Linked DNA regions of Mus musculus: all the other regions are linked to region 3. Evidence: chromatin contacts called from ENCODE Hi-C or POLR2A ChIA-PET data. All regions are on one chromosome and are shown on one strand. Each heading gives the region's core, a stretch centred on a gene start or an enhancer-like site at or near the end of the contact. The rest is flanking DNA. Distances are from core to core; before and after follow the strand shown. Region 1 holds the start of Arsg (arylsulfatase G). Region 2 holds the start of Gna13 (guanine nucleotide binding protein, alpha 13). Region 3 holds the start of Wipi1 (WD repeat domain, phosphoinositide interacting 1). Region 4 holds the start of Amz2 (archaelysin family metallopeptidase 2).

Region 1 (3,226 bases), core at 199-2,698, 140 kb before region 3:
AAAAAAACAAAACAAAACAAACAAACAAACAAACAAACAAAAAAAACCAGTCAGATCACCAGAGGCTGAAATCTCAATCCTAAGGTAGAAATCCCCTTCCCGTCAAAAGCAGCCAGCACAGTGCCTAGCTGTACAAACCACCAGCTTCCAGGTTAAGGAGTTGTAATGGGTTCCTCAATTCCTACGATCTTCCCCCCTACCCTGTTGTTCGATGACATTTTTACACGCCATCTAACAAACTTCTATCACTTGTCTGCTGCGGTGCAGGGATTGAGAACAACCCAGAAGGAAATTAACCTATTTCCTCTTTAAAATCATTCTCCCCCCACGCCTGGAGCCGTTCAGCTGCACGACACTTTGCTGCCGCTGGTAGCCCGGCGGACCTTGGAAGTTGTGCGGGACCGACCAGCAGGCAGCAAGCGGGTGACAGTGCAGCCCGGCAAGGTGTGGGACCCACGCTCCGAAGGGAAATCTGTCTCTCTCCGGGACCGCCCTGGGGAGGGGGGTAACAGGGATGGAGACCCGAAGTTCCACTTTTCCCTCGTGCTGCCTCAGTGGCCGCCTTGGGTGCGCGCGCGAGCCCGGGGAAGGAAGGTACCTCTCTGACATTTCGCTCTGCTGACGCGCCGGCAACTTCATGAGGAAAATCCAGAGAGGGTCTGAGACGGTCGCCGGACTCGCCTCACAGCCTGGCTCCTTTCACCCCGGGTTGGGGACGATCAAAGGCCAGGGCACCCTTTAAGGTATTTCCTGGAACCCATCTATACTTAGGGTCATGGACATTCAACTCTCAGTTGCCCACAACTGCCCGAGCGCGTCATCCCAGTGGCTCCGAACACTCCCAACTGTCAGAATATTTTTCGGATTAACCTCTTTAAAATGTTAAAAGCTTTCCTCCTCCCCGCCCTTAAAAAAAAAAAAAAGGCCCCAACACATATTAAAAAACAAACAAACAAACACCCATACCCCACAATCAAACTTTTAAGCGTGTAAAATAATAAAACCAACTCACCAAGTTAGAAGGGAAGAGAATAAACCCCAAAAGGCACCCAATAAGGCGGAGGCTGGGCCTCCGGAGCCTTCTTATAAACCGCTCCGTAACATGAGAAAAAGGTTTAACCCCTTAGGGCGTGGGCCAGAGTCTCTATCAAGTTGGCTCCGGGCGGGGAGCCTGGAGTACCCTGGCCCCCAACCCACGCCAGCCTCGGCCACCCGAGCCACACCCTCCCCCCGCCCCCCAACCCTGTCGCCTCCTCCCGGGCCGTGCGTGCCGCCGCCCGCGCCCCGGCCCCGCTTCTCTCTGCCTATCTCTTATCCTATACCGGCTGCAGCCGGTCTCCGCCGGCCTCGGGGGCGCGCCGCCGACCATGTGCTGGGAGCGCCGAGCGCCTGCAAGGAGGGGGCCGGCCTGGTGCGCGCGCGCGGGCCCACGTGGATCGGGGCCGCGCAAGGCACGCGCCCCGCCTGCCGGCTGCCGGGGCTGGGGGTCACGGAAGGTAACCGCGCTGTCATCGCGGGTCGCCCATCCCCGCCGACGCCTCTGGGGTCCTTGGCCCGACGCCCTCATCCCCTCATCCGCGCGTGCCCGTGTGATCCCGGCCCGATCGGACCCCGGCACTTAGCTGCAGTGCGAGCGGGAGCGCGATCGAGCCCGGGGCGACCGAGTGCGCCCCTGCACCCCCTCTCCGAGCGCAGCTCCCGGGTCCGCCCGCGCCCTGAGGATTTGGGGAGCCAGTGAGGAGGCTGGGGAGGGGGGGTTGGGAGGGCAGGGGAGGCGCGCGTTTGGGCTGGTCCCGCGCGTCCCTGGTCCCGGACTGAACAGGTTCCTTCCAGTTTGGGTGTGAGCGGAGCACGCGCGGGATCCCGAGTTCCTCCTCTAGAGACCACTTCCCCCCCAAATTTCGTCAACTCGCGCGCCCCGCCAGTTCCCCTTCCGGGCATGCGGGGGGAAGTGCCGCAATGGGCCCTAAGGAGCCCGCGGCTGGGTTGCTGCCGGTGCACTGTCGTGTTCCCCCGCCTCCCCTCCCCGTGCTGCCTTGTTTGCAGCCGCAGCAGCCACCAGCCGCCAGCATCCGCGCTGCGCGAAAGAGATGGGAGAAGCCTGGCTGAGTCAGCATCTCCGCTTCTCCGTGCGCGCGCACCCGCCTAGGCGGGAGGCGGCGTGAGCACAGGTGCACGGCAGCCTTAACCCCCCCCCCCCCCAGGAGGCTTCTGGGGGGATCGAGACCCCCAAACCTCCAAGCCCCCTGATCCCAAAGGTCACTATGAACTAAATGGATGCTTCCGGAGAAGCCCGAGTTATTCCTGAGGACAGCGCGTGTCTGAGGATTAGGGACTGTTCAGAGCCAGAGGGGGCGCAAAGTTGGTTTCCTGGACTCCATCTCACACCTCTGGAGAAAAACTGGGTACTGCCTCACAGCAAAAGCCCTGTTCCTCTGCATTCCCCCCCCTTCCCCCCTCAGACTTAGGCAACCCACGTCGGTTGATTGTGGCTCAGAGATTGTCTTTCTGATGTTAGAAACTGCAGAGAACCTACTTTGGGAGTGTGCCTGAAGGGTCGCCACCCACCGGGAGGAGCACCGGTTCAAAATTTTAATAAAAACCTTTCCTTGCTCTGTCATTTCCCCCAGGATTTGGGAATGCAGTCACCCAGTGCTGTCAATAGGCTCTGGTGTGGCTAAGTGAGGAGGCAGGTGTATTGGTGCAGAGTGTGTTACTCTGGTCACTGTAGTCCAGCCAGGCTACCACTGAATAATAACTGGCAAATTTGTGGGAATAATTAAACCTTTACCCCATCCCAGACAGGTGTAGTCCACGCTGGCTTCAAACTTATATTTGACCCCCCCCCCCCCAAATCCTGGTTTGTTTGTTTTTAAAAAACACGATCTCACTAGCCAAGCCAAGACTAACCTAAAACTGAAGATCCTCCTGTCTCGGCCTCCAAAGTGATGGGATCGCAGGGTTCTTTTTTCTTTTTCTTTTGGTTTTTTCAAGACAGCTTTGAAACCAGGCTGGCCTCTGCCTCCCGAGTGCTGGGATTAAAGGCGTGCACCACCACCGCCTGTCGCAGGCTTCTTTTTCTTAACCAAGGTCTGTCTGTAACTGGTCTGCACCGCCTAGCTTCAACCCGTCCACCAGCCTCATCCTGCACTGTAGCTGTGACTACAGGCACAATACGCTCTGCCTGGCTGGAAATGGCACGATTTTAAGACACGTTTTAAAGATG
Region 2 (3,084 bases), core at 98-2,597, 250 kb before region 3:
CGTGAGCTACCCAGTCATTGGCCCAAATGGACAGTAACTGATGGACTGACTTATAGTGCTGGTTTTTAAAATTTTAAACTTGTGCATGTCACGGTGTTGACCTCTTTACCCCAACTCCCTAACACACAGGAAGTTCCCAAGTTGCACACGAGTCAGGTCCCAGGAGCAAAACCAGACAGGCATCAACTTTGAAACTGACAAGAATGAAGAAGTTGGCTTCTGAGGTCCTTGCTACAGTCATTCAGCTGTCACTAGTCACGTGTTCCCCAGGAGTCTCTTTTTCAGGTGTTCTGGCCTGATCTGCTGGTATGACAGAAAAAAAAAAGTTTCTTGTCTGTCATATCCTCTGTAATCCGGCAGGAAACCCAAAATGTGCCTGCTGCAGTCCTAGGCTGAGCGCTTATCTGCTTCCTTGGGAAGAACGTGCATCAGAGTGTCCGGTTTAGGGGGATTTTCAACATGACCTCACCCTCTCCACCATTCACTGACCTCAGAAGGCATTACCCAAGTCACAAGTGCAGCTCGGATGGGAATCTAATGAGTGAGCCAGCCGCCAGCGACCTTCCTGGCACATCTCACGAGAACATCAACTCCAACTTCCCCTCAAACCAGGGCAGGTTATCAATAGTGCCCTGAGCTGCTAGGGTGAGGTGTTGATCAATAACGACATCTGACATCTACTTATCCTTCCAGATTCGGGATGGTTAGGATGACAAGGGGGCGGGGAAGGGTCGCTGCTAATTAAACGCACGATCTTGAAGGAAAGCTCTTGCCTGCCGGTAATACCAGAAACGGACAGGGAGGCTGAAGCAAGACGATTGTCACAAATTTAAGCCAACTTGGGCCGCAGGGATCTTGTCTCAAGAGTTAAAACAAAACAAAACAAAACAAGGCAAACTGTAACGAAGGAAGGCTTGCACTGGTCGGGTGCGGGGATGTCCCAGCCAATGGTCTCAAAATAGGTCGCGTGAAGGTGACAGCAAGCGGCGGGCGAGTAACTATGGGAAAGGGCAGTGGGATCTGTAGTGAGAAAGATGCCCCAGCGGAAAGGGGTCAGGATGGGCTTTGCTTACTCGCCTCGGGGCTCCGGGAAGCGGTGGCACTAAAGGGAAACAGAAACTCTGGATCCGCAGGCGCGCGCGCCCAGCCTGGCCCACGTGACCCGGGCTCCGCCGCTCTCCGAGCGCGCTCCCGGCTGCACAGGAGCGCGTGACTCCCGCCGCTGCCGCTCCCTCCTCCGCTCGGCGTGCCTGCGTGCGCGTACCCGAAAGGCAGCGGGCACGCGCACGCCCAGAGGGCCGCCGCCCCTCCCCGGGCCCGCCCTCCCTCCCTCCCTCCCTCCCTCCCACCCTCCCCCGGCCGGCGCGGCCCGCCCTGGCGAGTCAGTCCTCGGGTTCCCTCCCTCCCCGGGCGCGCTCGGGCCGCCGCTGCGCTCCCCGCCCTCCAGCCGCCTTGCCGGAGCCGCCCGCTGCCGGAGGAGGAGGTGGAGGAGCCGCAGGGGCCCGCCGAGGCGGCGGCGGCGGCAAGATGGCGGACTTCCTGCCGTCGCGCTCCGTGCTGTCCGTGTGCTTCCCGGGCTGCGTGCTGACGAACGGCGAGGCCGAGCAGCAGCGCAAGTCCAAGGAGATCGACAAATGCCTGTCGCGGGAGAAGACCTACGTGAAGCGGCTGGTGAAGATCCTGCTGCTGGGCGCGGGCGAGAGCGGCAAGTCCACCTTCCTGAAGCAGATGCGGATCATCCACGGCCAGGACTTCGACCAGCGCGCGCGCGAGGAGTTCCGCCCCACCATCTACAGCAACGTGATCAAAGGTGCGGGGCGCGGCGGGGCTCGGGGACCCCTGGGGAGCCGGGCCGGGCACCGCCCTCATCCGCCGGGTCCCCAGTCGGAGGAGACCGAACGGGATCAGATCGGACGGGCGAGCGGGTGGGCGCGCCTTGGGCACCGTTCTGTGCGCCCTGTTGCCCTGGTCCCTTCGATCCGGGACGCCCCGCTGTCCCCCCCGTGCTACCCCGGTGAGGGTCACGGTCGGCCCAGCACTCCGCGGCTGGCCTCGCCCCCTCCAAGAGGGAAGTGCGGCGAGTAGGGTGACTCGGGGCAGCGGGGCAACTTGTGTCCTCCCTGCACTCCGGGCAAGACCACCCATCAGTAGCCCCAGGTCCTACACTCCCTATCCCTTCCTATCCTTCTTTCCTTTCTGCCCGTCCCTGGTGGGTGACCCTAGTAACCGGGTATGTTACCCTTCCAGCTTTGGGCTTCCTAGGCCACCTCTTGACTTAAGCAAGTTCTGGAACGGTTGTAATGAGGAAACTTTTTTTTTTTTTTTTTTTTTTTTTTTACCCTGAGACTCTTGTCAAGGGCATAGAGTGACAGCCTCTAGAGCCTTTTGGGGCAAGAGTATGAAACTCACGTTTACTGAACTGGCATCAGGAAAGTCTATTAAAAAAAATTAGCGCGAGTGGTTTTATCGGCTCATTGCTACAGGATGTTTGTAATCACAGTTCAACATGTTGCACACTTTTTTTTTTCTTAATAACTCGAGACAGGAGAAAAAAACAGTATCATTTCATATCATTTCTAATGCTTTCATGAATTTATGTTTAAATACATGTGCTGGACTGCATGGTGGGCTTCACAAATCCTGTTGAACAGTATTTTAAATACTGTTCCTTAAGTGAAAACCACCCAATATTTTTATTCCTTAGTGTTCAAATAAGTTGCAGAGGTGGCTTTTATTTTTATCATTTAAAAGAATCATCTTGTTTTTTTTAATTTTTTTTTCTTTAGTGTCAGGTATTTTCTACCTAAGAGAAGTTGGCAGAGTTGAGGCACAGCAGCACATCAGAAAACAGATTTCTGAGTGGTTAAGGAGTCACCCTATTAAATCTAGGGCTTGGAAGCAAACTTTAATTTTGTAGGTCTTTTCAAGGAGTTGTGTGACTTTTTTTTAAGCATATTTTTTGTTGTTCAAGAAGAACATAAGCAAACTCCCTCATGGGTCCGTTCCCCCCACCCCCTTCAGTGTTTCAAGTAGGGAAAGACTAGAGAAGATGCTTTGCCAGGCAGAGAGGGGAGAGGGCGAGGC
Region 3 (2,825 bases), core at 203-2,702:
ACAACGTTAAAACCAAGCAAGAACAAAATCCCAAGAAAATGCCACAAGGTACCCCACTTAATAGTTTGTGCATATTACATATCTATGGCTATGGGGAGATGTTGTAAGATGTACTTTTTTATTGTGGGTTGTGGTCAGAGGCAGCCTGAGAGTCACTCATGTAGCCAAGCTGTCGAATTACTGGATTATATGATTACACACACAGATTTTTCAAACAAAGACATATTGTTCAGAGCAGGGGTTTTTCAAACAGAAACACAAAGGGAATGAAAACCAGGGCTGCTTATGGCCTTAATTACACCAACGAATGAATGTTCAATATTAGCACAGTTCAGCTAGCAGCAGCCAAGGCACAAGCCTGAAGCTGAGCCCAAACCAGGAACAGAGCAGAAACTGGTACAGCCGGAAGTGGGACACTGGGAAGTGGTCATCCCTGCCCTGATGCTTCAGGGCTCCACATTCCAAAGAGATTAATCCATATGGTCCCCAGGCTGGCTTGCACAAAAACAGGGAAGAAAACAGTAGCTTGTGTCTTAAGATTCAATCCTGCAGATGCCTAGAACTCAGGCAAGCAATCCCTTGTTTATGGACCAAAGTCTAAACGTTGACCATCATAGTGAAACATTAAAAAGCCACTTAAAAGCAACAGGGTGGAGCGCCTGCTTCAGGGATGGGAAGCTGTCTGGGGCAGAGAAAGGGCTCCTGAGCTTCCAGGAGATTCCTGGGACTGGGTGGACAGCGAGTAAACACAGAAAGGCAAATAAAGAAAAGCTTCCTACGGCCAAAGAGACCAGCCAAGATGCCCAGTGCTGGGGCTGGTCGGGCCACAGGGATAGACTGACTGTTTGTCCGAGGCCCTGCCCAAATGCCACGTTGAGATACTCAAGGACAAATGGTAAAGTTTTTCTTCATCTTTCCGACTCTCTGCATCCTCCCTCTTGAGTCAAGTTGCACATTCCTCCCTTCCCTCACCTTTGTTTTGGTCCCTGATCTCCCTTTCGGTCACTAGGTGGCCCACACCAAGTCCCTCCCCCACATTCAAGGTCCCCCCTCCGCCCTCCTTGCTGACTTGTTTGGGTCACCCTAGCCGGCTCTTTCTGGCAGGCGCTGGCTGGCAGTCGTCTGGGTGGGCTCAAACCCCTACAGCCGAGCAACGCCGCGACACAGGCTGCCCTGCCGAGGTACCATCGGCGCGCAGGCCCCGGCTAGCCACCAGTTGCGTTACAGGACAACACCCTTTGGTGGCGACATTCTGTCCCCCACTTCCCTGGCCAGGGGGCTGGCGCCGTGGCTTACGTGCAGTCTTGGTTGAAAGAGAAGCAGCTGAGCGCCGCCTCCACTCGGCCCGGAGGGGCATCTGCGGCTTCGGCCTCCATCGGGGGCTCGACCCGAGAAGCCGCAGCTCTGAGCGGGGGACAGCCACCTCAGCAGCCCGCCCGCGCCGGCTCCGTGGGCCGGCTTGCCGCGTCGGTCCCGCCCCGGGCTCGCCTCCAGACAGACCCCGCCCACTCAGATACCACTTAGCTCCGCCCCTCCATCGTAAGACCCCGCCCTTACACGATTCCCATTTAGCTCCGCCCCACTCCAAACCCCCGCCCCTCCTTCAGAGAATCGGCTGGGTCCTAAAACAGCCAGGCCACGCCCCTGCCTCAAGTACCGCCCCTCTCGGCTCTAGCCCTGCCTGGGACCTTCAGGACCCGCCCTACACATTTCCCACTTAGCCTCGCCCTCTCCACTTCGGGCACCTAGCCCCACCCCCTCACAGCCCTAGCTCCGCCCTGAGCCAACCAGGCCCCGCCCCGAGCCTCCTTCTACCTAGCTTGGTAGCCCCGCCCCCTCTCCAGGCCGTCTCTGTCCCCACCCCGCCTCTTTATCACTGGGAACAGAACTGCTGACCGAACAGAGCCTTCCGCAGACAGCCAGGATTGGCCACCAACTCTTTTAGTCAATCAATAGGGCTAGTGGGCGGGACAGCTGTTGACGACCCGCCCCCTAGTCGGAGAAACCGTTTGCCATTGGCCGAAGGTGCGCGAGGCAAAGGCAGCAGGCCACGTGGTGGTGTTTTCATTGCCAGAGCGTCCAGAGGGTGAGGAGGAGGAGTGGAGCTTCAGGCTTCAAGCCTGCCTTAGCGTCGGAGACAACGCCAAGGAGGCGGGCGGACGCCTGCTTCCTTGCCCGCCCGCTAAGCTTACAGCAGTTGTAGTTGAAATCAGTAGACATCAAAGTCCAGCCGTTTTGGAGAGCCCTTAAGCTTCTCGGAAAAAGATCCCCAGCCGATTAAGAAGCCACATACAGCCCCACAGTTGAGAAAGAGCTCTTGCTAACCCCGACCCTTACATTAACAATATTACCTTGGTATGTTCCTACCCGATTTACTGAAAACCCGGTTAAAGCACTGGCTAGACTATATTATCTAAAACCAACAATACACAGCGGCATGTGAAAGGGTCTTCTTTCAGGACTTGTTATCATACAACTTTGCTCAGCAGTATTTGACCAGACATTCGATTTGTATAGAAAGGAGAGAAACTAGAATACTGTACAAGACAGTACAGCTTGAAGCTCATGTCGTTTGAGATGCATTCTGAAGCAAACTGGAGATTTGCTTCCCAAGCTTGTATACAATTGGTTGTGAGGTGCCTGGTGTGGGTTCTGGGGAACAGAATTCCGCTCATCAGTAAAAACACTGCTGAGCCATCTCTACAGCCTCTGAAATCTTCATCATCGCCATTATTATTACTATGATGATAATGGTGTCACAGTTCTGTAGATTGTGGCAATTCGGTTCATATCCAGCCACCTTGTTTATTATTTATTTATTTTGG
Region 4 (3,182 bases), core at 6-2,505, 190 kb before region 3:
TTGTGGTGTTAGACTGCAATCAGAGTGATTGGTAGGAATTCCCAGTGTAGGTGTCCTGTGACTACTTAGAAAAAATTGCTTGTTTAGAAGCATGCTCTGGAGTATTTACACTAAAGGGGCATCATGTCTACAGCTGATTAAAAATGTCCCGGGAGAAAAAAATGGTCAGGTTGTTGGGGAGTGACCTCATGGGAGGAGAAAGAGGATCAGAGGGGGTCCTGGGGAAATATAACCGAAGTATGAAAATTTGAAAGAATATACATGTATGTGTCTCTCTCTGTATGTGTGTATACAGTGCTCAGAAGTCAGACACAGGAACATTCTCTGCTACATAGTGAGTTCAAGGCCAGCCTTGACAGGAGACCCTCCCCAAATAAGCCACTTTTGTCAACTTGGTAAGGGCAGTAAGGACAACATATATGAGCCTTGTTATAATAACTGGGCAAGGATAATTAGAGCAGTGTGCACAAGGCAAGAAGAGAGCAAAAAGTTTGGGGGTTGGGTAGGAAGAAGGGTACAGACATGTGGGGTATGCAGTCTTTAACTTCCAAGGATGAGAGGATGTTGATAAAATAGTGGCATCATCCCCTTGTTTGACCTTCCTGGGGCCAGAAGCGCCCAGAGATGCAAAAGGATTGAATAGGTATATGCTGGGGGCGGGGATCAGGAGATCTGGCCCTGGGGTTTCCCCTTCCAGAGTCTCCTGGGGGTCCGAGCTCTAAGCTCTTAGTTCCCCAAGTACCAAAGGCAACCCTATGCCCCACGCCCTAGGATGCAGCCCTGCTTCCTGACAGCGGTGAGGCCGCGACAGTCGGGCAAACCGACTAAGAAGGGAAAGTCCAAGCGGGTGATGTGTCAAGCCGCGGACACGGCTGACTTATTTGGACCCAGTGGTTAAATTACTCAGGCTCAGCCCACGGCAGGTGGTTCCGTGACCCTGCACCGCCCGCGAGGAGCGGGTCGCGGCGCCCCCGTGAGGGCCGACGCGAAACAGCGACGACTGGGGACTGTCCGACACTACATCGCCCCCTTACTACTTTAGTCAACCACACACAGCGTGAGTGTTGTGAAATGGACAGAGGTCACGCCTTCGGGGCGGGGTTACAGCACATGGGCGGGGCCTTTCTGGAGGAGTGGGGCGGGCTCAGTGTTTGGAGGAGGAGCCTTAGGAGGGAAGAGCGCAGATAGGAGGCGGGGCGACGATTGAGGGGCGGGAAGACGGGTCTTGCTAGTGGGCGGTGTGGGCGGGGCATGCGTGAAAGGGTGAGGTGCGTCCGCGCGAGGCGCATGCGTGCTAGGACCACCGTGGCAGCTTGAGGGCGGCCTAGAGGCCTGTCCGGGTGAGGGTGGTATGAGGAACCGTCAGGGCTGGGCAGGGGAGGAGGAGGAAGGTGTTGATCGTTGGGGAGGAGCGGATGTGGTGGGAGGGATGGCTGCGGCGGAAGCAGAGGGGACCTCGGGGGCAGGATGTCTCTTGGGAACAACGCGGGCCTTTCCGGTTGCTCCCTGGGTAGAAGACGCGAACTCTGAGTTCCGGGGAGGCCCCCCACTTTTGACTCAAGCAGAGACTGGGTGGCGTCTGCACCGGCCGTGCAAGTTGCTATGGGCAACCAGCTAGCACGTCTGGCGAGACCCACTTGGCGGGAGATGTTCCGGTTATAGAACCGAAGCATCTTAGGCCCCCGGTCCCTGCAGTGACTGTACGATGGCTCCCTGCACACTTCTTCAGCGACACCATCCACGTTGGACTAGGATGTGGAGGCCTTCTGACTTTCCACTCTGTCTCTTTTATTAGGGTGAAGGCCACACCCCTTTGCCAGACATGCATTGTCCTTAGAAAAACATAAATGGAAAAACAGCAGCTGGAGATTTCTCCTTTATAAAGGTAGGTAGACTGAATGGGGCCATGGTGATTTATTTTTTTTTTCTTTTTAAATTTCATCCTGTAAAAATAAAATCTCAGCCCAGATGTGCAGTACCGAGATGAGCTACACTCAGCGTAGTCTCTAGGATCCTTTCTAGTCAGTGTCACCCTCTTGAGCTCCAGAATTCAGAAGTTCACTGAGCACAGCAGTTAGCTTAAATTTCAAAATCAGTCGTTAATAAACTGAGAAATACAGAGAAACCCTGTCCCACCCCCCAACCCACCCCCAAAACAAAGCAGAACAAAAAACCAGCCAACCAACCAAACAAACAAAAATGGAAAAGGCCCTCAATTAGAAAACACAAACTAAATGGACAGAAACATTCATCTTTTTTTTCTTTTCTCACTCAAAAAGCGTCTGCTTGGTATGAAGGATGAACGTGCCACGTAGGGACTTGATAGGAATGGGGAAAGTCCTGTCACCATGAGTATGGCGTCTCATTGGTCATCTTAGATCTACCCCCGTGTCTTATGGCTGACAAGGTAAGCGTAAGGGGCTGAGATGGATCTTGCCAACCTGCAGTTAAATAACAGAACCATTACTCTTTTCCTTATTGAATATCTTTGAGTGACACTGGAAGGGATGCCGTTGATCCTGTGGACAAAGTGAGTCAGCTCAAAATATTATGATTGTTTTCAAATGACAGAGGACGTTGGGCATCAGTAGGATTTAAGAGTCACCGCTAGCCAGGCAGTGGTGGTGCACACGTTTAATCCCAGCACTTGGGAGGCAGAGGCAGGCGGATTTCTGAGTTCAAGACCAGCCTGGTCTACAGAGTGAGCTCCAGGACAGCCAGGGCTATACAGAGAAACCCTGTCTTGAAAAACCAAAAAAAGGAGCTGTTAGTTACTGTTTTTGAGACAATGTTGCTATATAACTCAGGCTGAGTGTCAACTTTCAATCTCCTGCCTCTGTCTCCTGAGTATTGGTTTACAGGTGTCGGCACTATGCCCAACTTGACAGTAGTTACTAGGATGGGAACAGCAGGCTCAGTGGGAGATACAAGAATGGTCTGAATGAATGGTTTTCCTTTTAATTCTTTCGTTACTTTCCCCCAATAAACTGATTGGACGCGGAGAAAACATTCTTTTTTATTTATTTATTTATTTTGGATTTTTTTTTTTTTTTTTTTTTTTTTTTTTTTTTGAGACAGGGTTTCTCTGTGTATCCCTGGCTGTCCTGGAACTCACTTTGTAGATCAGCCTGGCCTCGAACTCAGAAATCCGCCTGCCTCTGCCTCCCAGGTGCTGGGATTAA

Evidence for each region. Hi-C counts contacts between places; a loop is a spot of excess contacts on that map. ChIA-PET counts read pairs that join two places held with the same protein, here RNA polymerase II (POLR2A).
Region 1: a loop to region 3 is called in a map of left cerebral cortex, with 1.8 times the contacts of the local background. The contact joins the promoter of Arsg here to the promoter of Wipi1 in region 3. A Hi-C loop is called at or near these places in 1 of 37 maps with a recorded cell type or tissue (left cerebral cortex). POLR2A ChIA-PET finds 5 or more read pairs at or near these places in 2 of 5 experiments (both embryonic stem cell).
Region 2: a map of heart shows a loop between it and region 3 (5-fold over the local background). The contact joins the promoter of Gna13 here to the promoter of Wipi1 in region 3. A Hi-C loop is called at or near these places in 1 of 37 maps with a recorded cell type or tissue (heart). POLR2A ChIA-PET finds 5 or more read pairs at or near these places in 2 of 5 experiments (both embryonic stem cell).
Region 4: POLR2A ChIA-PET joins it to region 3 with 23 read pairs in embryonic stem cell. The contact joins the promoter of Amz2 here to the promoter of Wipi1 in region 3. POLR2A ChIA-PET finds 5 or more read pairs at or near these places in 4 of 5 experiments (Patski and embryonic stem cell).

The regions. Positions count from the first base shown.
Region 1 is chr11:109,471,926-109,475,151 of GRCm38, forward strand. Arsg (arylsulfatase G) reads left to right here and starts at 1,449. Exons shown (of 14, transcript NM_028710.3): 1 at 1,449-1,496. Slc16a6 (solute carrier family 16 (monocarboxylic acid transporters), member 6) reads right to left here and starts at 1,673. Exons shown (of 6, transcript NM_001029842.2): 1 at 1,323-1,673. The coding sequence starts at 1,567.
Region 2 is chr11:109,361,447-109,364,530 of GRCm38, forward strand. It overlaps Gna13 (guanine nucleotide binding protein, alpha 13), which reads left to right and starts at 1,348. Exons shown (of 4, transcript NM_010303.3): 1 at 1,348-1,810. The coding sequence starts at 1,528. Gm11696 (predicted gene 11696) reads right to left here and starts at 2,208. Exons shown (of 2, transcript NR_038097.1): 1 at 1,660-2,208.
Region 3 is chr11:109,609,937-109,612,761 of GRCm38, forward strand. It overlaps Wipi1 (WD repeat domain, phosphoinositide interacting 1), which reads right to left and starts at 1,453. Exons shown (of 13, transcript NM_145940.2): 1 at 1,297-1,453. The coding sequence starts at 1,376.
Region 4 is chr11:109,424,691-109,427,872 of GRCm38, forward strand. Amz2 (archaelysin family metallopeptidase 2) reads left to right here and starts at 1,256. Exons shown (of 9, transcript NM_025275.4): 1 at 1,256-1,340; 2 at 1,796-1,885; 3 at 2,280-2,407. The coding sequence starts at 2,396.